Linked DNA regions of Homo sapiens: all the other regions are linked to region 5. Evidence: chromatin contacts called from ENCODE Hi-C or POLR2A ChIA-PET data. All regions are on one chromosome and are shown on one strand. The core of a region is the stretch at or near the end of the contact, and the rest is flanking DNA. Distances in the headings are between cores, read along the strand shown. Region 1 overlaps BORCS8-MEF2B (BORCS8-MEF2B readthrough). Region 2 holds the start of PDE4C (phosphodiesterase 4C). Region 3 holds the start of HOMER3 (homer scaffold protein 3). Region 4 holds the start of TMEM161A (transmembrane protein 161A). Region 5 holds the start of CRTC1 (CREB regulated transcription coactivator 1).

The links. Hi-C counts contacts between places; a loop is a spot of excess contacts on that map. ChIA-PET counts read pairs that join two places held with the same protein, here RNA polymerase II (POLR2A). Pooled maps may share reads with other maps.
Region 1: a pooled map shows a loop between it and region 5 (4-fold over the local background). The contact joins the enhancer-like site here to the promoter of CRTC1 in region 5. A Hi-C loop is called at or near these places in 1 of 50 pooled maps. POLR2A ChIA-PET finds 5 or more read pairs at or near these places in 4 of 52 experiments (CD8-positive, alpha-beta memory T cell, H1, PC-9 and 1 more).
Region 2: a pooled map shows a loop between it and region 5 (5-fold over the local background). The contact joins the promoter of PDE4C here to the promoter of CRTC1 in region 5. A Hi-C loop is called at or near these places in 1 of 50 pooled maps. POLR2A ChIA-PET finds 5 or more read pairs at or near these places in 2 of 52 experiments (SK-N-SH and activated B cell).
Region 3: a loop to region 5 is called in a pooled map, with 2.5 times the contacts of the local background. The contact joins the promoter of HOMER3 here to the promoter of CRTC1 in region 5. A Hi-C loop is called at or near these places in 5 of 50 pooled maps. POLR2A ChIA-PET finds 5 or more read pairs at or near these places in 5 of 52 experiments (GM10248, GM12878, H1 and 2 more).
Region 4: a loop to region 5 is called in a pooled map, with 6 times the contacts of the local background. The contact joins the promoter of TMEM161A here to the promoter of CRTC1 in region 5. A Hi-C loop is called at or near these places in 4 of 50 pooled maps. POLR2A ChIA-PET finds 5 or more read pairs at or near these places in 2 of 52 experiments (CD8-positive, alpha-beta memory T cell and T-cell).

What each region holds. Positions count from the first base shown.
Region 1 is chr19:19,153,410-19,158,289 of GRCh38, reverse strand. The region is part of intron 5 of BORCS8-MEF2B (BORCS8-MEF2B readthrough); the gene reads left to right. The region is part of intron 1 of MEF2B (myocyte enhancer factor 2B); the gene reads left to right. Among named protein-coding and RNA genes, the nearest start is that of MEF2B, 14 kb to the left of the region's middle. RefSeq lists an enhancer at 2,230-2,409 and a silencer at 2,630-2,699. Within about 2 kb of position 2,674, at least 2 of the 41 ENCODE cell types and tissues checked have a DNase peak (open chromatin) inside an H3K27ac peak, as active enhancers do.
Region 2 is chr19:18,223,591-18,227,756 of GRCh38, reverse strand. It overlaps PDE4C (phosphodiesterase 4C), which reads left to right and starts at 1,319. Exons shown (of 15, transcript NM_001098818.4): 1 at 1,319-1,487. The coding sequence starts at 1,342. RefSeq lists silencers at 1,376-1,435, 3,822-3,891 and an enhancer at 2,972-3,211.
Region 3 is chr19:18,938,572-18,943,153 of GRCh38, reverse strand. It overlaps HOMER3 (homer scaffold protein 3), which reads left to right and starts at 1,937. Exons shown (of 10, transcript NM_004838.4): 1 at 1,937-2,103; 2 at 4,105-4,185; 3 at 4,270-4,426. The coding sequence starts at 4,172. It overlaps HOMER3-AS1 (HOMER3 antisense RNA 1), which reads right to left and starts at 2,900. Exons shown (of 3, transcript NR_134913.1): 1 at 2,530-2,900. RefSeq lists a silencer at 1,774-1,973.
Region 4 is chr19:19,135,799-19,140,639 of GRCh38, reverse strand. It overlaps TMEM161A (transmembrane protein 161A), which reads left to right and starts at 2,162. Exons shown (of 12, transcript NM_017814.3): 1 at 2,162-2,214. The coding sequence starts at 2,212. RefSeq lists enhancers at 1,755-1,944, 2,225-2,434, 1,919-2,780 and a silencer at 2,085-2,164.
Region 5 is chr19:18,681,462-18,686,240 of GRCh38, reverse strand. CRTC1 (CREB regulated transcription coactivator 1) reads right to left here and starts at 2,561. Exons shown (of 14, transcript NM_015321.3): 1 at 2,413-2,561. The coding sequence starts at 2,538. RefSeq lists a silencer at 2,572-2,661 and an enhancer at 2,872-3,171.

The DNA of each region.
Region 1 (4,880 bases), core at 1,425-3,924, 470 kb before region 5:
ATGGTGAAAACCCATCTCTAGTAAAAATGCAAAAATTAGCCGGGCACAGTGGCAGGCACCTGTAATCCCAGCTACTTAGGAGGCTGAGACAGGAGAATCGCTTGAACTCGGGAAGTGGAGGTTTCAATGAGCTGAGATCATGCCACTGCACTCCAGTCTGGGTAACAGAGCGAGACTCCACTTCAAAAAAAAAAAAAGAAATCTTCCTTTTGAAATAAATCACACGAAGAAAAATGCACAAACCACTAGAGTTGAGCTCAACACATTTGCACAAACTGAACATATCTGTGTACCCAAACCTTGGATCCAGGAACAGGACTTCCCTAGCCCCTGGGACTTCCCCCTTGGGCCACTGCCTAATCACAGCTTCTGCCCAGGGTGACCAAAGTGCTGTCTGATATCCATCAGCCTCAGTGAGGGTTTTTTGTTTTTTGTTTTTTTTGACACAGAGTCTCGCTCTGTCGCCCAGGCTGGAGTGCAATGGCACAATCTTGGCTCACTGCAACCTCCGCCTCCTGGGTTCAAGCTATTCTCCTGCCTCAGCCTCCCGAGTAGCTAGGATTACAGGCACATGCCAGCACGCCCAGCTAATTTTTGTATTTTTAGTAGAGATGGGTTTTCGCTATGTTGGCCAGGCTTGTCTCAAACTCCTGACCTCCAGTGATCTGCCCGCCTTGGCCTCCCAAAGTGCTGGGATTACAGGCTTGAGCCCCTGCGCCCAGCTGCATCAGTGAGTTTTGATTGTTCTGAAACTTCATGTAAATAAAATCACACAGTGCATCTTCTCGATGGAGTCTGGGATCGTCGAATTGGCCAATGGTCTCTGAGATTCATCCACGTGGTTGTGTGCAGCGAGAGTGCACCCTTTTTCTGTGCTGTGCTATAACTGATCATAGAATCAACAAGAAAGTGTTGACCAGCTCTCCCATTAAGGGCTTCCAGGTTGATTCCAGTTTGAGGCAATGATGTATGAAGCTGTAGAAAACATTCTTGTCTGTGTCCTCAGGTGTAACTTGGACCCATTTCTCTTGCGTGAATATTGAACATCGAGGAGCGGAATTCCTGGGTCACAGGGTAGGCATCTGTTCAGATTTAGTAGATGCCAGAGGATTATCCAAGTGCTTGTCCCTTTTTCCTCTGCCACCAGCAATGCATGAGAGCTGGAAGTGGAAGAGCTTACAAGATCATCATCGCTCACTGTAACCTTGAACTCCTGGGCTCACAGAATCCTCCCGTCTCAGGCTCCCACATAGCCAGGACTACAGGTGTGTGCCACGGCGTGCAGCTAATTTTTACTTTTTTTGTAGACAGGTTCTTGCTGTGTTGCCCAGGCTGGTCTCCAATTTCTGGCCTCAAGCAATCCTCCCACCTCAGCCTCTCAAGTAGCTGGAAGTATCTGGGAGTAGCCAGGAGTTTGAGACCAGCCTGGGCAACACAGCAAATCGCCATCTCTATAAAAAGTTTTTAAAAATTTGCTGGGTGTGGTGACACATAGCTGTAATCCCAGCTACTCGGGATGCTGAGGCTGGAGGATCACTTGAGCCCAGGAGTTCAAGGCTACAGTGAGCTATAATTGCACCACTGAACTCCAGCCTGGGCGACAGAGGAAGACCCCATCTCAAAAACAAAAAAAGTGACTCGGCTAGATCCCGTCTATTTCAAAGATCTAAGTTCACTGAAATAATGCTGCACTTTCCTGTTCTGTGAGATTTGAGAAAATAGCTGTAAAACCACCTGGGCCTTTAAACATGTTTTTTAGTTATTATTTTAATTTTGAAATTATTATTCTTTTTTAGAGACAGAGTCTCACTCTGTTGCCCTGGCTGGAGTGCAGCAGCTCAAAGCTCACTGCAGCCTTGAACTTTATTGCCTTTAAAAAAAAAATTTTTTTTTTTAGAGATAGGGGTCTCGCTATGTTGCCTAGGTTGGTCTTGAACCGCTAGGCTCAAGCAATCCTCCCACCTCGGCCTCCCAAAGTGCTGGGATTACAAGTGTGAACCATCATGCCCAGCCCACTTTATTACCTTTTTAATGGTAGGTCCTGAGTCACCTTTCTAATCTTCTATGGTTGTTGGTCTACTTAAGCTTTCTACTTCTTCTGAGGTCAGCTTGGCTCAGTGACTTGCACAGGTTGATACTTAATAAACGCTAAGTATGAGGGTGCAATGAAAGGAGTAGGAAGGTACTGGACTCTTAGCTTCAAATTCCCACCTCCCTCCCCTTCTACTCAGGCTCCCATCCAGCCTCTGCGTCTACATCCAACTACATGCCTCCTCCCCCAAGAAGCTCTCCTGGGTTTCTTCTCCTGTTCTTTCTTCTGTGCTCCATTCCTTGGTCAATAGGTCCACCTCTGTGCTTCTGCGCTGGGCAGATGCCACAGCTCTCTGATTTCTGGCTGGACAAAGCAGGGAGGGTATGTGTGTGCGGAAGAGGCCTCCCCAAACCTCAGCTTCCCCCCTCGTGCCTGGCACATTCAGCCTGTGCTGCCACCTCCCCCAGCAGTTCCGATCACACCAACATCTGGAGAATGGGCCACCAGGGTCTGTCTGCGGCTCTGGGCAGGGATTTGCATGTGACTACAAATATACATGCACACTCTGGCCTGCCGCCTCCGCATTCTTTGCCTGGCCCTTCACACCTGGGCCCGAGACAGGTCAATGCTGAGTGGCTGGATTTGCATGTGCATGTATTTCTGGGCAGGGTATCAGCTGGGGCAGTCTGAGAGGAAGTTGTTGAGGGAAGCTGTAGGGTTGTGGAGGGGGTCAGTGACATCTCTGTTGATCTACTCTGCTCACCAAACCTTACTGTCCATTCCTGGCCCTGATCCAGAGGGGCTTTTAGTCTGGAGGAGACAAATCTGGATATATATACCCCCAATGCCATGGAATCTGACCTAGAGGAGGATGGTGACTCTGGGAGACCAGAAGAATGGCAGGGAGGACTTCCTAGAGGAATGGGTTTTTTGAACTGGGTTTTGACGTTTGGATAGGAGTTGGCTTGGTGAAAAAGGGGAAAGGGTCCTTCTAGTCAGAGATATTTATCGAAGAGAGAGAAGTAGGCAAGAGCTGATTTGGGAAGAAGACTTGAATGCCAGGCTAGGTGCTAGAACTTTCTCATAAGGGCAGTGGGGAGCCATGGAGAGTGTATGAGCAGGAGGGGGCCATGCTCAGAGCTGTGTTTGGTTGGGTAGATTCCCTCAGGGGCTAGAGTGGAGGATGGCTTTGGTTCCAATGTCACTGGGGTTCAGGAGAGTGAAACTCCTGCGTGAGTTCATCTGCACCTGTCAGGCCTGCCTCCAGAGTTGGTGTAGGGCCTGCTGGCTTCTGGAGGACTAACGCACCCTGGAGTACAGTGACTTAAAGTGCAAGGCACAGGCCTAGCACAGAGGGGGCCCTACCCCCAGTCTCTGTCAAGACGGACACAGCCCTTGCCTTCTCTCCAGCCGCCCATGATCTCCACCCTGGCCTCCAACAGACCTGCTCCCCATGGAAGCCATGAGCTGAGTCTTAAAATAATAAACCAAGCCCCATCCCTTCTCTGCTTAAAACCTTCTCATAGTGGCTCACGCCTGGAATCCCAGCACTTTGGGAGGCTGAGGCCAGCGGATCCCTTGAGGTCAGGAGTTCAAGATCAGCCTGGCCAACTTGGCAAAACCCTGTCTCTACTAAAAATACAAAAATTAGCCAGGTGTGGTGGTGCACACCTGTAATCTCAGCTACTTGGGAGGCTGAAGCAGGAGAATCGCTTGAACCCGGGAGGTGAAGACTGTGCCACTGCACTCCAGCCTACATGACAGAGCAAGCCTCTGTCTCAAAAAATAAAATAAAAGGCTGGGCGCGGTGGCTCATGCCTGTAATCCCAGCACTTTGGGAGGCCAAGGCGGGCGGATCATGAGGTCAGGAGTTTGAGACCAACCTGACCAATATGGTGAAACACCATCTTTACTAAAACTACAAAAATTAGCTGGGCATGGTGGCACATGCCTGTTGTCCCAACTACTTGGGAGGCTGAGGCAGAAGAATCACTTGAACCTGGGAGGTGGAGGTTGCAGTAAGCCGCGATCACGCCACTGCACTTCAGCCGGGGTGACACAGCAAAACTCCATCTCAAAAATATATATATATTAAAAATAAAAAATAAAATACAATAGGAAATAAAATAAAATATGCTCTCATAGCTCCACATCACTCTTAGACCAAAATCCACAGCCCTCCTCCAGCTCAGAAGGCCCACAGTGGGCCAGGTACAGTGGCTCACACCTGGAATCCCAGCACTTTGGGAGGGTGAGGTAGGAGGATCACTTCCAGCCAGGAGTTTGAGACCAACCTAGACAACATAGTGAGACTCCATCTCTACAAAAAGAAAATAAAAACTAGCAGGGCGTGGTGGCACTCACCTGTAGTCCCAGCTATTCAGGAGGCTGAGGTGGGAGGATTACTGGAGCCTGGGAGGTCAAGGCTGCAATGAGCTGAGATCTCACCACCGCACTCCAGCCTGGGCAACAGAGCAAGACTGTCTCAAAAAAATAAATATGGCCAGGCGTGGTGGCTCACGCCTGTAATCTCAGCACTTTAGGAGGCCAAGGCGGGCAGATCACTTGAGGCCAGGAGTTCAAGACCAGCCTGGCCAACATGGTGAAACCCCGTCTCTACTAAAAATACAAAAATTAGCGAGGTGTGGTGGTGCATGCCCGTAATCGCAGCTACTTGGGAGGCTGAAACGGGAGAATCACTTGAACCCGGGAGGCAGAGGTTGCAGTGAGCCAAGATCATGCCACTGTACTCCAGCCTGGGCGACAGAGTGAGACTCTGTCTCAAAATAATGATAATAATAATAAATTAAATTAAAAGAAGGAAACCCAAAAGAAGGAGTCCTAGAAT
Region 2 (4,166 bases), core at 70-2,569, 460 kb after region 5:
AGGCTGAGAGACAGAGGTCATTCCACAGCAAGGGGCACGGTCAGGCCTCAGTTGCTGGGAGGTCCCCTGGGCCTCTGCCTGTGACATGGCTGTTTCTAGGTCCCTCCTCCTTGTGTGACACATGCTAAGCCTTGGTTTCCTTTTCTGTAAAGTGGAACAAGGCCAGCCTGACTCCAGCATTCTGAGGGTAGAGCACCTGGTACAGACTCTGGGAATCCTCCCAGACACCAGAGGCCCCCCCCAGTCCTGGGACAGTGAGGTCCCTCTGATGGCAGGGGTGGGCGGCTGAGGTTTCGCAGGACAGAAGACTTGGCAGAGGTGATGTGCGGATGTTTGTCTAGGAGGAGACAGCAGGAGAGGTGAAGGCATCCAGAGACAGGGCCTGGGGAATGTCAGAGCAGGTGGGGGATCACGTGGGGAGTTGCGTGGAGGGGTGCTGGGAGAGGGGGCCCTGAGTTTGGGTCTCGCTTTCTGCAACAAAGACCCATGCCCGTGACCGCGTCCATGGAAGCCTCAGTTTCCCCACTTGGCAAAGGATTAAGGGTTTGTAGTTTCTGGTGCGCTGTTTGATGGCACTAGGCCTCAGTTTCTCCATCTGGAAAATGGGCAGAGGAGGATTAGAAACATTGCGTGGGATCGGACATTGGCAAACTCTATACCTCGGTGATGCCCTCAATAATGGAAGGCAAGACAGCTGTTTCTCTGGGCACCTTGCTTTCTGACTCCCTCATTCTACACTTTTTAGCAGTTATTGGCCCAGCAAGCTGCACTAACCAGGGACGTGCCGAGGAAGGCTGAGTAAGATCCAGGCTCTGAGATCTTAGGGGCAGCCCTCTAAAGAAGTACAGTTGGGCCTGGCGCAATGGCTCACACCTATAATCCCAGCACTTTGCGAGGCTGAGGCAGGAGGATCACTTGAGTCTGGGAGTTCGAGATCAGCCTGGGCAACATAAAGAGACACCCCCATCTCTCCAGAAAATACATTAGCCCGGGCGTGGTGGTGTGCATCTGTAGTCCCAGCTACTTGGGAGGCTGAGGTAGGAGGATCCCTTGAGCCCAGGAAGTTGAGGCTGCAATGAGCTAGGACTGTGCCACTGCACTCCAGCCTGGGCAACACAGCGAGATCGTCTCAAAAAAAAAAAAAAAAAAAAGGAGCAGAGAGTTGCGTCTGACTCTGTGCCTCAGTTTCCCCGTTTGTCCCGGGGGTCGTCAGGGAGCCGCCGGCCTCGAGGCGGGGCCGATGCGCCCTTTGCCCCCTCCCCGCTGGGCCCCGCCCCCGCAGCTGTCCAGAAAAGGTCCCGCGCAGCCGGCGCTCGGTCCAGCCTCCACGCAGTCCTGGCGATGCAGGGCCCCCCCGCGCCCGCCCCGGTCCCCGGGCCCGGCTCCCCTCGGGGATCCCCGCGCGGCTCCCCCGGGCTCTTCAGGAAGCTTTTGGTGAATCAGAGCATCCGCCTGCAGCGGCGCTTCACGGTGGCCCATCCGCTGTGGTGAGGCTGGACAGAGGGCCTGGCGGGGTCACCGGGACGCCCGGTGTGGAGGTGGGAAGGGCAGGGACAGGGACAAGGCCAGGGACAGCTGGGGCCGGGGCCGGAGTCCGGGCTTGGACGCTCTGCCTCTCCCTCGCTTTCTCTGTATCTCTCTCCCTCTACCCTACCTTACCCTACTTTTGTCTCGCAGTTGGTGACTCTGTCTCTCTCTGTCTCCGTCTGTCTCCACCCGCCGCCTGGATATAGGCCCAGGGGACCAGCCGTCTGTCTCCTTCCAGCTGTGAGGCCCAGAGTGGGACGGGCTGAGGCTCACGTCTCCTCCTGACCCTCGCCGGCCTGGGGCAGGCAGGCTGTGCGTCCTGGCAGTGGGAGGAGGGGGAAGGGGCACTCCTTCCCTTGGTGCCCCCTCCCACCAGCATCCTGTCCCAGTGCCAGCAAAGAGATGCCCTGGGGGCCTCACAATGAACTCTGGGTGTCCACGGAGGAAGACCTGAATTGAGGGGGTTTTCGAGGCAGGGCGTTCGGGAGTCCCAGGCTGAGCGCGCGCCTGCGCCCGGCAGCTGCTTGCGCTGCATCCTCTAAGCACTCGGTCCACCCCTCTGGGTTCGAATCCCTGCCTTTCCAGAAACGACTGTGACCTCGTGGGGAGGGATGGGGGCAAGGCTGGGGTTCGGAGTGGGGCTTGTGGGCGCCGACTGTGGCTGGCATCCTGCGCTTGGTCCGCGCCGAATTGGCACCCACTTGGTAAGTCTGGCACCCAAAGGCTGAGAGGGGAGGTCCCTCTCCAAGGTCATAGCTGGGGTTGGAGGGAGAAGGTATGACCGTGGTTCCTGGTGGTTCCATTTCAACCAGGGAGTGGGAGAGTGGGGGTTCCGTGTCCTGGAGAGCGACCTCGGGGCACCAAACACTAGCGAAGCACATTCCCTTTTGAAGGCGCTAGAGACAGCGCAGGGACGTCGAGGGCGCGTCGCGGGTACTCAGAAGTGAGGATGAACGAGGGCCGGCCCCGCGCAGGCCAGACCCGAACCCAAGTCCGAGCCTCCCTGGCTCAGTTTACCCCCCTGGCCAATGGGCAGCCGCGCCGTTCCCACAGCCGGGGGGCTCTACCCCCGCACCGCCCGCGTCATGGAACCACAGCCTGACCCCGCCGCTCCCGGCTAAGTTTAGAGCAGAAAGAAAAACAGCCTCCCCCGCCCCAAGAAAACCCGGGCCCAGTCCTTAACCCTCCGCGCCCGGGATCCGGATTTGCACGCCCTGTGGCCGCTCCTGGCCTCAGTTTCCCTATTTGTCCACAGACGCGCTTTTCTGGAACCCTTGGGGAGAGCCGAGAGAGGGGTAGGGGGTCGCGATCCGCATGCCTCCCCCTCGAGGGGCAGATCTGGGTTATCCGCCGCCTCCAGTCCGCCCCTAAGAGCGTCTCCCATTGCACCACAGCGCCCACGGCGCACCCCAGACGGGCCAGGGAAGGGTTAAGAAGCCCCGCCCCTTCGGCTGGCCGTGGGGTTCATCCCGGTGCTGCTAAACCCGCTGGAGTCGGACGGAACAGGCCGAGCGCGGCCGGTCTTAGTCGGAGATGCCCGAACTAGCCCTCATGTAGCCGGACGTGACCGAACATGCCCGACCCGGCCCGAGCGTCACCCGGACTTGTTCGAAGCAGACCGAGCGTAACCGGACTTAGGCGAACAAGCTCGAACTTATCCGAAGTCTCCCGAGCTCAATCGGACGTAGCCGAATTCTCCCGAACTCATCGAACAAACTCTTCGTGACCAAGTCCAATTCGACGTGATCAGACCCAACTCAGACCCGGTCATACTTGGACCGAATGCTGCCAAATCCCCCACCTCTACCCAGATCTGAGCCTACGCGGGGTGCCGACCCAGCTCGTGGACGGGGATACGGTGACCTTTGACCCAAAAGTCTTGGCCGGGACCAGCCGGACACTGGCCCTCGGCCGGGAGCTCCGAGTCTCAGGCGGTCCCGGTTGTCTTCCTGTCGGTGCCGCTTCCGCCTGCCCTTCTTGAAAACCCACCCCCAGGTCACCGCCTTCTCTAGCGCCCCAGTTCTTGCCCTACGCCCTTTCTCTGACCTCTGACCCCAAAGAGGAGGAGCCAGAGGGAAAGACAGGGTTTGAGGGTAGAACGGGACAGGTAGTGTGGAGAGGGAGGAGGGTGGGCCGGGCAGAAAGCACGGCCTGTGCAAAGACCCGGAGGTGGAAGATAACAGGCGGAACGTTCAGGCTGAAGATGAAGTGGAGGAGTGGGGGAGCCTAGGGCAGGACCCGGCTAGCTGGGGGCGTGGTCGGCGGCCGTGGGGCGGAGCCTTATGGGCTGAGGGTGGAGCCTGGAACGCTGGGGGCGTGGCAGGTAGCCAAGGGTGTGAGCAAGTTGGCTAGGAGTGGGGTCTCTCTAGACTAAGGCGCACGCAGGAGCTAGGCAGAACCCCGGCCTCCTCCAGGTAGAAGAGCCCAAGAAGCTGTTTCCAGTCCACGTGTCCACCATGTGAGCTAGATCTCAGTTTGTCCCTTTGCAATATGGTCATCCAGTCGCAGTCTTTGGATGTTCGGTTGTAACCCCCTCAAAGAGCTCTCGGGGATGGGCTACATCACGCACATGTTAGAAACAGGAGAGGCCGGGTGCGGTGGCTCATGCCTGTAATCCCAGTACTTTGGTAGGCCGAGGC
Region 3 (4,582 bases), core at 688-3,187, 260 kb before region 5:
AAACAGGTAACATAAGAGTCACAGAAAGGGTCTGGGCTCACACCTGTCATCCCAGCACTTTGGGAGGCCGAGGTGGGAGGATCACTTGAGCTTAGGAGTTTGAGACCAGCCTGGGCAACATAGTGAGACCTCGTCTCTAAAAATAAACTTTAAAAAAGAAAAAAAAAAGAGTCACAGGGATTGGGACAGGGGAGGGCAAGATCCCTTCCAAGGCCAGGGTAGTCAGAGAGGCTTCCTGGAGGAGGAGACAGGGTGGTGGCGCTGAGCCTGGAAGGACAAGGCAGAAGAGATGCCTGCAGCGAGGGCATTCCAGGTGGAAGGAACAGTTTGGGCAAAGGCCTGGATGGGGGAAGACTCAGATCTTGGCGCAGGAGTCAATCTCCAAAAACAACCTGACCTGGAATTCACCTAAAGGTAATTTGAATGTAATGTAACCGCCAGCTCAGATATACTATTCTTCTTAGAAGGAAACAGAAATAAAGGAACAGGGAAAGGAGACAGGAGCAGAGGTCTTGGAGATGAAAAGCAAAAGCCTCTCTGAAGTTGTCAAAACACTCAAGTGTCGGCCAGGTGTGGTGGCTCACGTCTGTAATCCCAGGACTTTGGGAAGCCGAGGGGGGCAGATCACTTGAGGTCAGGAGTTCGAGACCAGACTGGCCAACATGGTGAAACCCCATCTCTACTAAAAATACAAAAATCAGCCAGGTGTGGTGGCATGCACCTGTAGTCCCAACTACTCGGGAGGCTGAGGCAGGAGAATTGCTTGAATCTGGGAGGCAGAGGCTGCAGTAAGCCGAGATTGTGCCACTGCACTCCAGCCTGGGCAACAGAGTGAGACTTTGTCTCAAAAAAAAGAAAAGAAAAGAAAAGAAAAACTCAAATGTAAGATCAGAGCTTTAGGGCGCCACAGGCCTTGGTTCCAGGGAGCTGCAGGACCTCTGTCCACAAACGAACCAACGGCGCCGCACCGTGTGATTTTGGAGACGGTGCCAGAGAGGGGGCGGCACCAGGATTGACAAGTGGGACACATGGGCTTGGGGCTGGGGAGGTGGATCCTAGTTCAACTCCGGAAGGATGCTCTCCTGGCAAGTGTGGGAAGGGGGTGCTCCCTGTGACCAGAGGTGACAAACGCAGGCCAGTGGAGGCTGAGGGGATGCAACCATGCGTTGGAGACATTTCCTCAGCCTTTGGATTTTGGAACCCTCAAACAACAGCAAAGATAACCTTAATCCAACCATTGTGGGCATTTTTACCATCGTCTTGGGAGGGACAGAGGTGGACAGACGTCCCTGCTTAGGGATGGGACGGGCAGGGGAACAGAGGCTTCTCTCTCTTTGTCTTGCTTCCCGTTCCCTCCCGAAGTTGATCTCTTCCGTTTCCTGGCAACACCCATTGAGCACTTACTGTATGCAGACCCTGAGACCCACTGCCCCCTCCCCAACCTCACTGGGCCACCCATGTCAGCCCGGGAGGGACCTGACCTCCCTCACAGGCCCAAAGTTATGACCTCAGGTAGTGGGGACAGAGGCAGCTGTCTCCTGAGAAGGTGACAGGAGGGTGAGGTCACATCGCTGTCCGTGCAACTCTCTCCATCTGCTTCCTATCTCTCCGCCTGTCTCCCCCGTGTCTCTGTTTCTGGGTCTCTTTCTCATCCCAGATGTCCCTCTCCGTCTGTCTCTCTGTCCCCACCCTCTGCTCCCAACCCGACCCCACGCAACCCCCCCCCCCACTCCCCCTCCACCGCCCCTAACCCCCTCCCTCAATCCTCCGTCCCTTCCCCAGTCCCGGCCCCCGCCCCTCCCCCTTATCCCCTCCCCCATACCCTCTCCCAGTGCAAAAAGCCGGCAGGGGGCGCAGCGGGGCGGCCTTGGCGGCCCGGGGAGGCGGGGCGGGCGGCGGCCGCGTCGGGACCGGCCGCGATGGGACCGGAGGCGGCGCGGGCGGCGGCGGCGCAGACAAAGGCACGGGCGGCGTGGAGGGCGGCGCGGAGGGCGCGGGCCCGGGAGCCAGGGAGCGAGCGGGGCGCCCGGCAGCGCGGAGTCAGCGCCGCGGGGGCCGCACCCGACTCGCGCCTGGACACTCGCGGGGCGCCGACCTGGCAGGGTGAGCCCGGCCTGCCGAGCCTGCGCTGGGAGCGCGGGGGCCTCGAAGTCCCAGGGCCAAGGGGAGGGCGTGGGGGTTCCCCAGAAGTTTCGGACCCGGGACTGGGAGCGGCGCGAGGGGTCCCCAAGTTCCAGGGCTGGAGGGAGCGCGGGGGTCCCGAAGTTCTGGATTCAGGGTCTGAGAGGGGACTGCGTGGGAGGTTCCCAAAGTTCTGGACCCGGCGTTGGAGGAGGCTGCGAAGAGGTCCCCAAAGCTGCGGACCTGGGGTGGGGTACTGGGGTGGGAGGGGTCCGGACGTCCCGGACCCAGGGACTGGAGGGGTGGCAGGGGGTCCTCGAAGTTTAGGAGTCTAGGACAACGCGGAGGACCGGGGTCCCGGACCCAGTTAGAGGAGGAGTCACGAAGGGAGTCCCCGGAGTTACCGACCTGGGGTTGGAGGAGGCAGAAGAGGTGTCCCCCGAAGTTCTGGACCCAGAGACAGGGGGCGTCGCGGGAATCTCGGAAGTTCCAGGGTCAGAGCCCGCGTCCCGGAGTTGGGGCGTGCACTGGGTGTCCTGCCTCGGGTGGGGATGGGATCCTGAATTAATATTAACCCCCCCGTCCCCCGCACTCGGGTGCATGGGATGGGGCCTCATCCACCGGCCAGATTGGGGATCCCGGGCACCGGGCGGTGTCGGACCCCCCTCCGGGAGCCCCGTGGCCGGCGGCATCCGAGGCGCATGACTAGTTGGTGAGTAACTTTCCCCAAACGCTGCAAGTCGCAGCAGGAGCTGCCGGACCGGAAGGGCCTGGGTTCCGGGGACCCCTGTGTTCCCCAACTCCCACCCGGCGCAGGACCCGCCCCCAGTCCAGGCCAGAGCTGCCGCCCCACCCCCACTCAGGGGCTCCGGTTTCAGACCCTGTGACCAGGACAGCAGCTGCCCAGGACAGGATAGGGGGGGCATCCCCCCTTTGACCACAGAGGCCGCTGGGCCAGGGCCTCCCCTCCCCCACCTGTCTTCCCCCTCCTCCAAACTCCTCCTTGGTCCCCTGCAGATTCGGGGTTGCTGAATGGCCCAATGGGGAGGTTGGGGAGCCCTGGTCTCCCAGTGTGGATTCTGCTCTGCCCTCATGGTGGGCATTGGGATTGGCTGTTTGTCTACATCTTGTCTTTTTAACTTGGCTGGGGGCTCCCTGGGGATTTGGACTCTGGACTTCAAGGTGTGCTTCTGCCCTAGGGTGGGAGCTGCTGGGGGTGGGGTCCCTCTGCAGGGTGTAGTGGGGAACTGGTCTCCTGGTACTACACACCTCTCAACGCCCCATTTTTTGGTGGAGAGCCCCGCTCTGGCCAGTCATGGGTGAATGTGGTGGAAAGAACTCAGCAGAGATTTGGCCTCCACAGCTCAGCCTGGGATGGAGGGGACTTCACGGGGGTGCAATAACCAGGACAATGAGAAATTTACATCTGGATGTCAGCGGCCACCAGGCTCCTCTCAGAGGGCCATCTCCTGTACAGGGTGTTGTGGGGGCTTCCCCTAGACAAAGAAAGATGGGGTCTGCTTGCTCTGAGTTATCTATAATAATTATCTTACCTTTTTGTTTCTTTTTATAATTTCTTTCTTTTTTGAGACAGGGTCTCACTCTCTTGTCCAGGCTGGAGTGCAGTGGCCTGACCATAGCTCACTGCACTGCAGCCTTGACCTCCTGGGCTCAAGTGATCCTCCCACCTCAGCCTCCCCAGTAGCTGGGACGGCAGGCACATGCCACCACACCCAGCTAATTGTTTAAATTTTTGGTAGAGATGGGGTCTCGCCATGTTGCTCAGGATGGTCTCGAACTCCTGGGCTCAAAGGATCCTCCTGACTCAGCCTCCCAAAGCACCAGGTGTACTTTGGGCCTCTCCTGCCTTTTTGATTGAAAGTTCCATGACGGGCACACCTGGTGATGGGTCCTGAGATGGAACCTGCTTGGCCTCCCTCAGCCTGGCCTGAGGGACACTCATAGTCCCTCCTCTCTCCCTAGGGGCCAAACCAGTGCTCCTGCCACCTCTCTGGCTGCCCCCTAGAGCCTGCCCATCCCAGCCTGACCAATGTCCACAGCCAGGTGAGCTCCCACCTCCCCCAGCCTGGCCCTGAGCTTTCTAAGTGGGGGTGCCTGGCCCCCACCAAACACCCTCTCCCCACGCAGGGAGCAGCCAATCTTCAGCACACGGGCGCACGTGTTCCAAATTGACCCAGCCACCAAGCGAAACTGGATCCCAGCGGGCAAGCACGCACTCACTGTCTCCTATTTCTACGATGCCACCCGCAATGTGTACCGCATCATCAGCATCGGAGGCGCCAAGGTCAGGGTGGGGTCTGGGTGGGGCAGAGGCACCAGGAGTCCTGGTGACAACCTTGGGTCTGGTGGCTGGCTTGCTGTGTGCCCAAGGGACAGGAAACCCTAAGCCTTCCCAGGCCCTAGTCTCTATCTCCTGAAAGGGTTCAGAGTAAAGACCTTC
Region 4 (4,841 bases), core at 913-3,412, 450 kb before region 5:
CTGCAGCCTCAAATTCCTGGGCTCAAGCAATCTTCCCACCTCAGGCTCCTGAGTAGCTGGGACTTACAGGCTTGAGCCACCACGTTGGGCTAATTTAACTTTTTTTTTAATTTAATTTTTTTTTAGAGATGGGTGTTTTGCTGTGCTGCCCAGGCTGGTCTCAAAATTCTGGGTTCAAGCGATCCTCCAGCCTAAGCCTCCCAAGTAGCTGGGACTACAGGCATACGCCAAGCCACCATGCCTGGCTGGACTCAAGTCTTCAACACTTCCCACCTGGTCCCTTCTGTCCCTTCCCCACTCAGGAGGGGTGAGCCACGGTCCTCATGGCAGTGATCAATGGCTGTGGAGGTCCAGCTGAGCATGCAGCTCCTGCCACCTCCAGCAGCGCCACTGCTACATGCACAGATGATGCAAACTCTTCAGCCAGTTACCCACCCTTCTGTTCTGAGGACCTCCCCGACAATGATCCTGGCCTTCCTTCCACATGGGCTGAAGACCTACCTACTCACTGGCACCCCAACCCCGCACATCCAGACCAGGGCCAGGGACTGAGCAAGAGGAAAAGGGTCAAGGTAGCGGGTACCCTGGGGGAAACTGAGGCATGGCCAGAGAGAAAGAGCCTTCCCAGCCTTTGGATCTCACCCTCACGGTGGACAAGAAGTCAGGCCAGTCCCTGATGTTAGTGCCCACAGGCTAAGCACCCAGTGTGAGGTCCATAAAACTATGGGCCGCTTTCTAAGGCTGGGAGCCCCCAGGGCCACAAGTGAGACTGGTTTGACTTCTCCATCCCAGGGAGACTGCGCTTTTGCCCTCCACCACGAGGTGGCGTGCGATAGTGCGCTTAGGATTCAGCACTTGCCAGCCGAAAGTTAAAAAAATAAAATATAAACCAGGCCCGGTGGCTCACGCCTGTAATCTCAGCACTCTGGGAGGCCGACGTGGGCGGATCACCTCAAGTCGGGAGTTCAAGACCAACCTGATCAACATGGAGAAACCTCATCTCTACTAAAAATGCAAAATTAGCCAGTCGTGGTGGTGCATGCCTGTAATCCCAGCTACTCGGGAGGCTGAGGCAGGAGACTCACTTGAACCCAAGAGGCGGAAGTTGCGGTGAGCCAAGATCACACCATTTCACTCCAGCCTGGGCAACAAGAGCGAAACTCCGTCTCAAGAAAAAAAAAAATTAATACACAAATACATAATAAAATGTAAAAACGAAAAGGTAATTACTCAGGCCCCACACACAGGAACCCACCCCCATAAAGATGCTCAGACACTCAGTCATACCCAATATATGTCTACACTCAGGCAGACACACTCATCCACAGAAAGACAAATGGCAAAACCGGGGCACAAACACCAGAAGCCCTTTCCTCCTAGCGGTGAAATAAAGAACATCAGATCCCTGAAGCTGACATTTGGTCCTTGATCCAGCCACGCCTGAAGCTGACACTATGGCTAGTATTTTCTGTCACATGAGCCAAAAATTTTCCTTTTTTGCTTGAACCCATGTTAGTTGATATTTTGTGGAGCACAGCCAGAGTCCTAGCTGATAGAGATGAATAAGGCACTTGCCAGGTGAAAAAGATTGAGGCATTCTTTTTTGCTTTTGTTTTGTTTTTATTTTAAGATTGAGGCATTCTTGAAGGCATTGCAAGATGTAGGATATTTACAAAGGCCTGGAGGTATGAGACAGCATGGTGGGTGCAAGTTGTACTATAGGGTGCACAATAGTGCTAGCAGCAGATTTAAGTCAGGCAGAAGGGTCTGAATTCAGTCTGAGTACTTAGCCTACTTAGTACTTAGGAGTACTAAGTACTTCGTCTACTAAGTGGGAGCCATTGAATGTTCTTGATGGGGGGAGGGAATTCTACTCTCAGAAATGTCCCTTAGGTGGGAATAAATGCTTTCGCTGCAAACCTTTGAGATAAGTGTAGGAAAGAGAAAACTAAGCCTTAAGAGAGGTCGGCCACGCAGGCCTCCCAGACACAATCTTCACTTTGATCGATCCGAACCAGCGTATCTGAACTACAATTTCCGGCATGCAACGCGAGCGGCCTCCTCGTCCCTGGTGATTTGCCGGCTCAAGACACACTGATTGGTCGGACGGGATGCTCGTCAGACCAGAGTCGGGCTCTAATTGGTCGAGTTTCCGCAGAGTGCCCGGAGCCCTAGGCCGGTGGGTGAGTGCACCGCGTTCTCGCACGCGTCATGGTGAGCGAGCGTCCCGCGAAGTGGGGGGTTCTGCAGGGCCGAGGTCCAGCCGAAGGGGTCCAGGGAGACACTGAGGGAATGGATTGGGGTTTCTTCTTGGGGATTGGAGGCTCTGAGGGATTCGGGGGCACGCTGAAGGCCGTGTGTCCCTCTCTGGGAGCCCTGCTCTCGCTACAGGACCTCCGAGGGAGTCGGCGGGAGTTGTACCCAGGGGGACTAGAAGCCCCTAAGCGTTCTGGGGATTCTGCCCTCGAGACCTTTTAGGGGTCTGGGATCCTTTTGAGGGGTCGTGGTCCCACAGAGGGGACTGGGGACCCCAGCACATTTGGAACCTGGTTAAGGCGGTGTGGGGTCCTGTTGGGGGTCCACTCTGGGGACGGGGGTCCTGCAGGAGCGTGGGGGCCGCGCCGACAGGATCCATCGGGGGTCCCTGCTATATCGGGGTGTGTGGAACGGGCAGGGGAGGCCGTGGGAGGTGGACTCAGGAGGTCTGGTTGGCCTCAGGGCGGGCAAGGTTCTCAGAGTGGGAGACAGGAAAGTTGGAACCTTCAGGTCTCACGCGGCTCTGGGTCCAACCTATTGAGTGTGTTCTTAAAACTTAGCCCAGCCCCTGGGGGTCAGGCTGGTGCAGGGAGATGGGGGACTCCCACAACCCTGACGGGACCGGCCTGGGCAGAGAGAGGGACGTGGAACTGGAGGGTCTCTGCCTGGGACCATCCCCGAGGAGGGGCGCTGGAGATGGCCCTGAAGGAAGGGCACTGATGGCCGGAATTATTGAAAGTGGGGCGTCGTCCCAGGCGGAGGTGCAGGACGCCGTAGGAGATGAAGGCACAGGCTCCCGGGAATGAGGAGGGAGGCTGCATTGATTTTATCAGGGTTCTTGAGTTCGAGAATCGTAAATCCAGTGAAGGGAAAAGAAGGAGCTGATGGAAGACTCCAGAAAATTCTTGCAGATGTCTGCAGAGCCCTGACCCTGAGACAGGAGGCTGGGTGGAGGGCAGGGCCATCAGAACATCCCTGGACAGACCTCTGGGAGCCTTAGGTGGAGAGATGCACCCCTCCACCACCTTTTCCCTTGGGGGGTTTTGGGGGGTGGTGGGGTCATTGATGAAGAGCCCAAAGGTCCAGGAAGACCTCTGAGACTCCAGTGGTTGGGTGCAGGGAGGGCTGAGGAGAGAGCTGAGCTGTGGGGAGGTGGAGGGATGGTCTCTAGCTATGCCTGCAGGGTGCAGAACCAAGTTGGGGGCTGACTGTGAGACTGGGAAGGGCCTGAACCACCTGGAAGGGTATGGGATGATGGGTGAGTGCTAGGGTCTCCCAGGAGAGCCTGGAGGAGGCTACTGGTTGAGCTCAGCAGAGAGGTCTGGGCTGGAGGTGTCACCGTGCTGAGGTTTTGATGGGCTGGCTGATTGGGTGGTTAAAACCCTGGCAGGTCACAGGAGAGAGGTCGGAGAGAGAGGAGAAAAACAGACTGGGGGGTGGGAGGGCAGGGTCCTAGGGGAAGGGTGGGGCTTCAACAGCCCTGACCCACTGGCTTGCAGGGGCCCATGGGCTGGCACTCATGGTCCCTAAGTGCCAGCCAGCCAGTCTGCACTAGGGTCCCGGGGAGGGCGAGCAATGAGGACTTAGAGATGAGAAAGATGCCGCCACCAACCTCATTACTGAAAAAAGATTTCTGGTCTCAGTTTACAAGTCACAGGTACAGAGAAAATGTCCTATTAGTCTGTTATTTTATGTATTTTTATTTTATTATTATTATTATTTTGTTTTGAGACAGAGTCCCACTCTGTTGCCCAGGCTGGAGTGCAGTGGCACAATCTCGGCTCACTGCAACCTCTGCCTCCCAGGTTCAAGCAATTCTGCTGCCTCAGCCTCCCAAGTAGCTGGGATTACAGGCGCCCACCACCATGTCTGGCTAATTTTTGTATTTTTAGTAGAGACAAGGTTTCATCATGTTGGCCAGGCTCGTCTCAAACTCCTGACCTCAAGTGATCAGCCCGCCTCAGCCTCCCAACATGCTGGGATTACAGGCACGAGCCACCGCACCTGGCCTCAGCAGTCATTTTGAATTACCGTGCTAGGCCCGGTACCCATCACATTAGGGTTTTTCCGACTAAATTTAGCTTATTTATGCCTGATTAAAGGATTATTTTCATAATTAATTTTACTATTAAATAAACTTTATTTCATTTTGATGATAATTCCAGAACACTAGTAGACAGCTCTCCTGAGCACATAATTTTACATAATTATGTAATTACTGGCAGCAAATGGGTATTTACTGCATTCAAGCAGGAAAACCCAGCTTCACCACAGACTGATTCTTCTAAAACGTTTAAAAATAAGTATATGAAAATGTGTTCTGAATTAAGAACTGGGTGAGAAAATTCCTAATTAAAAAAAAAAAAAGCCTTAGCTGGGTGTGTTGGCACATGACTGTAGTCCTAACTACTCGGTAGGTTGAGGTGGGAGGATCACTTGAGCCCAGGAGTTTGAGACCAGCCTGGACAACATAGCAAGACCCCATCTCTAAAAATAAAAATAAAAATAGGCCGGACACAGTGGCTCACGCCTGTAATCCCAACCGTTTGGGAGGCCAAGGCAGGAGGATTGCTTGAGCCTAGGAG
Region 5 (4,779 bases), core at 1,312-3,811:
TTGAAAACATGACGCTGAGTGAAAGATGCCAGTCACAAAAGGCCACGTGTTGTGTGATTCCATTTATATAAAATGCCCAGAATAGGAAAACCCACAGAGACAGAAGACAGCTTAGTGCTTGCCAGGGGCTAGGGGAGGGGGAATGGGGAGTGACTGTTAATGGGGACGGGGTTTCTTTCTGGGTGGATAAAAAATGTTCTGGAATTACAAAATAGGGGTGGTTGCACAACTCTGTGAATATACTAAAAACCACCAAACTGTACACTTTAAACAAGTAAATTGTATGATGTGTGAATCATATCTCAATAAAGCTATTATTTTAAAGAGATGTTTTCAACAACAATAATCTATTTCCAATCCCACGCAGAAACTGGACTTCTAATCAGAATGACACCCATGAACCTACTGTGACCCCTTTCTTCCGGTCACACTGCAAACATTTGACAACAACTGCATGCCAGCACACACCATGTGCTGGAGACAAAAAGAAGTGGCCACTCCTGCCTCAGAAGCCCTGATATGTGGGGGACACTCACGTGGAAGGATGCTCAAGTTGCACACTTTCTTCTTATTTTCTTTTTTTGAAATGGAGTTTCACTCTTGTCACCCAGGCTGGAGTACAGTAACATGATCTCGGCTCACTGCAACCTCCACCTCCCAGGTTCAAGTGATTCTCCCACCTCAACCTCCCCAGTAGCTGGGATTACAGGTAGCTACCACCACGTCCGGCTAATTTTTATATTTTTAGTACAGACAGGGTTTCACCACGTTGGCCAGGCTGGTCTCGAACTCCTAACCTCAGGTGATCCACTGCCTCAGCCTTCCAAAGTGCTGGGATTACAGGCATGAGCCACCACACCTGGCCATTTTCTTATTTTTTTTTCATTCATTCATTCACCAGCCATCTCTTTCTCTACATCCTGAGCAAGAATGTAGCTGCTTGGAGCTGGGAGGACAGATGTGGCACACTCACCGAGCATGCCTAAAGCAGTACCTGGGTGACAGTGAGCTCCCAATCATTACCAACACAGAAATGAAGACACAAATCCTAGTCTATAAGGTCACAATCTCTCAGAGAAACAAACAACTAGTTACAAAGTAACACAGACTGAAAGTGCTACCTAAGGAATCAGAGACTGAGGTTAAGTCTACCTGAGCCAGTCACATCAGTGGCTGAATCTGGAAACCAGGGATACGAGCATCTGCAAAGCCCACCCAAACCCTCCCCAAGGCCCCAGGATGCAGGAGAGAGGTCTCACCACACTGCAAGAACAAAGTGGAGATTCAGCATCACCTTTGCAGAGTGTGCTCACCACCCTGCCCCAAGAGGAAGGTCTTGCTAGAATGCCTGACAAGAAACTGAGGCCTGAGGAACTCGGGTGCCTTGCCGTGCTCAGACACCAGCCCCAAGCCCCTGCTCCTGGCCCACAGCAACTTCCCAGGTGAGATTTGCAGGGTATCTGCTCTGCCAGACAGGAGCCTGGCAGAACCTGGCCTGCCCCTGCACACCAAATGCGCCCAGCCACCTGAGGCAGACCTGGCCCTCCACCCTGGTCCTGAGAGGGCAGGGGCTGTGGTCAGCATCCCCTGTTCCACTGGGAGGAACATCACCTGGCCCCCACCATATGGGCTACATGGAGAAGGGGCAGCTGTCTCCACTCCAAGTTCCAGGACTGAGCACAATCTGCCTTCTTGGCCCCCCTCTGGACCCCCTGGGGGACAGGATCTGACCATTCCCTCAGCTGTCCAAGAGGGAGAGATCCCTGTCCCACCTCAGCTCTGCAAGTGGGGACATCCGTTCCTCCCCCAACACCCAGGGAGTAAAGGCACAGGTAACCATGACGTAGAGACACCGGTCCCCCTCAGGTAGCAAGAATGGGAGGGCATCTGTCCCTCCCAGGTAGCAAGGATGCGGGGGCACTTGCACCCTCACCCCCAGCTACCAATGGTGCTTGCAAGCAGCACCCAGCTCATACACCTGTGTCATCCTGCCCCCCCAGGTAGCAATGATGCGGGGGCACCTGTCCCTTCCAGGTAGTAATAATGTGGGGCACCTGTCCCCCTCGGGTAACAATGATGTAGGGACACCTGTCCCCTGTCAGGTAACGACGAGGTACTAGCACCTGTTCCCTCCTAGTAGTAATGATATAGAGGCCCCTGTCTCCTCCGGGGAGCAGTGATGCAGGGCACCTGTACCCCATCAGGTATGGATTTTGTGGGGTCACCTGTCCCGCCCACGACGCCCGGGGCGTGGGGACACCTGTCCCCCTCGGGCCGTGCCAAGCCCCGCCCCCGCCGCGCGCGCCCCGCCCCCGCCGCGCCCCCCCCCACCCCGCCCCGTGCACGCGCCGGACACGCGCCCCCTCCCTCCCTCCGCCGGCCCTGAAGGGTCGGCGCGGGCAGCCCCCTTACCCGCGCGGCCCGCGTCAGGCTCAGGTCCTTCATGACCTCCTCGAAGGCCGCCGTCTCCTCCGCCTGCTTCTGATTGTGCAGCGCGATCTTCTCGCTGAATTTCCGCGGATTGTTCGAAGTCGCCATCTTCTCGCCGCCACCTCCTCCTCCTCCTCCTCCTCCTCCACCTCCTCGCCCCCCCACTCGCCCGTGCCACCGCGCAAGCGCCGGCTGGGCCCACGGGCGGCGAGCAGTGCGCAGGCGCGCCGGCGGTCGTGAGCGCGGCGCAGGCGCACAGGAGCGGCGCGCGGCGCGGGGGCGAAGGCGCATGCGCGCGCCCAGGCGCGCGCTCGGGGCCCGCGGGAAGGGCGGTGGAGCGCGAGTGGAAATTTCAACGCCGACGCAGTGATCCGCCTCCTGGCCCGCTGGACAGCGGCCTCTGGGCTGTTGGACAAGGACCGCGGATCGGCTGGGGCACTGGAGCCCCCAAGAGGGAGACGGCCTGACCCAGATCCTCCCAATTCACAAGGGTGGGGCCAGGCACCCCCCCCCGCAAGGATTGGTGGCACCCCAAGTTGAACCTGGGTTTGGACTAAGAGCTCTGAAAACAGACTAGGGCGTTGGTCACTCATGCATTCATTCATTCAAGGAATATTTACTGAGCACCTACTATGTGCCAGGCAAACTGGAGTACAGGCGTGAACAAGCAGAGGTGATCCCTGCCCTTATGGAGTGTACAGTCAGAGAGGGGGCAGACATAGCACACAAATAACCAAGAACTTTTCAGATGGAGGTAAATGTGATGCGGTAAATAAGACCAGTGGCCAGCCACAGAACATTAGGGAGGGAGGCTCCTGCAGCCACCACAGACAGGGAGGCGGAAAGTTATCTTAGCTAAGACCTGAACCCTGCAATCGGCTCTCTCAGTCCATAAACCTAGCTGTTGCCCTTAACGACTTTCTTTTTTTTTTTTTTTTTTCCCTTGAGACCGAGTTTTGCCCTTGTCGCCCAGACTGGAATGCAGTGGTGCGATCTCGGCTCACTGCAACCTCCTCCTCCCAGGTTCAAGCCATTCTCCTGCCTCAGCCTCTCCAGTAGCTAGGATTACAGGCAGGCGCCACCACGCCCAGCTAATTTTTTTATTTTCAGTAGAGACTAAAGACCATGTTGGCCAGGCTGGTCTTGAACTCCTGACAGCAGGTGATCCACCCGCCTCGCCCTCCCTAAGTGCTGGGATTACAGGCGTGAGCCACCATGTCCAGCCGACGACTACTTTTTCCCATTCCCTTGCAATGGGCATATTGCTATTCTCTGGATACCTGAGCCCAAAGAACTGGAGTTACAGAGCTTCAGCCTTCCCTCTGCATACTTCTCCAGTCCAGTCTTGTTCAAGGATCTCTATTTTGCAACAAGGTGCTAACAGAAGGGTCCAGAAATCCCATCAAGACTCAGCAGTGAAGGAAGGAGCAGAGACTCCCCCGATGGCAGAGTGGTAAGCCAGGGAAGCAGGAGGGACTCTAACCCTCCCTCCCTCAAGAGAGGGACCCCCAACCACCAATATTGAAAGTTTATATTCAGGAGGCTGCAGGGATTTCAGAGTATGGGCTGGGTGGAAGCTAGGAAGGTCAGCTGGGGGAATTGATGATGGCTCTAATGGCACAACAAGCACACATTTTATTGGACTGAGGATGGCTGGAGGGGATGCTGACATCTTCCAAACATGCTTTGATTCATGCTTTACAACAGGTAATAAAATGCTCATGTTAAATATATATATATATATATCGATTTTCATTTAGAATGCCTTGGATATTGCCACTGCCCTACTTTATCTTTGTTTTGAGACAGAGTCTCACTCTGTCGCCCAGGCTAGAGTGCAGTGGCGCAACCTTGGCTCACTGCAATCTCTGCCTCTCAGGTTCAAGCGATTCTCCTACCTCAGCCTCCCAAGTAGCTGGGATTACAGGCATGCACCATGATGCTCAGCTAATTTTTATGGGATTTTTTTTTTTTTTTTTTTTTTGAGACGGAGTCTCTGTTTCCCAGGCTGGAGTGCAGTGGCACAGACTCAGCTCACTGCAACCTCTGCCTCTGGGGTTTAAGTGATTCTCCTGCCTCAGCCTCCCAAGTAGCTGGAATTACAGGAACCCACCACCACACCCGGCTACTTTTTGTATTTTTAGTAGAGACAGGGTTTCACCGTGTTGGCCAGGCTGGTCTTGAACTTCTGACCTCAGGTGATCCGCCCGCCTCAGCCTCCCAAAGTGCTGGGATTACAGACATGAGCCACCGCACCCGGCCATCTTCCTTCTTGATATGATTTTGCGCACTTTGGTAAGCTCCTATACTTTTTGCCTAACAAGCATATTCCTTCTCTCAACCCCACCC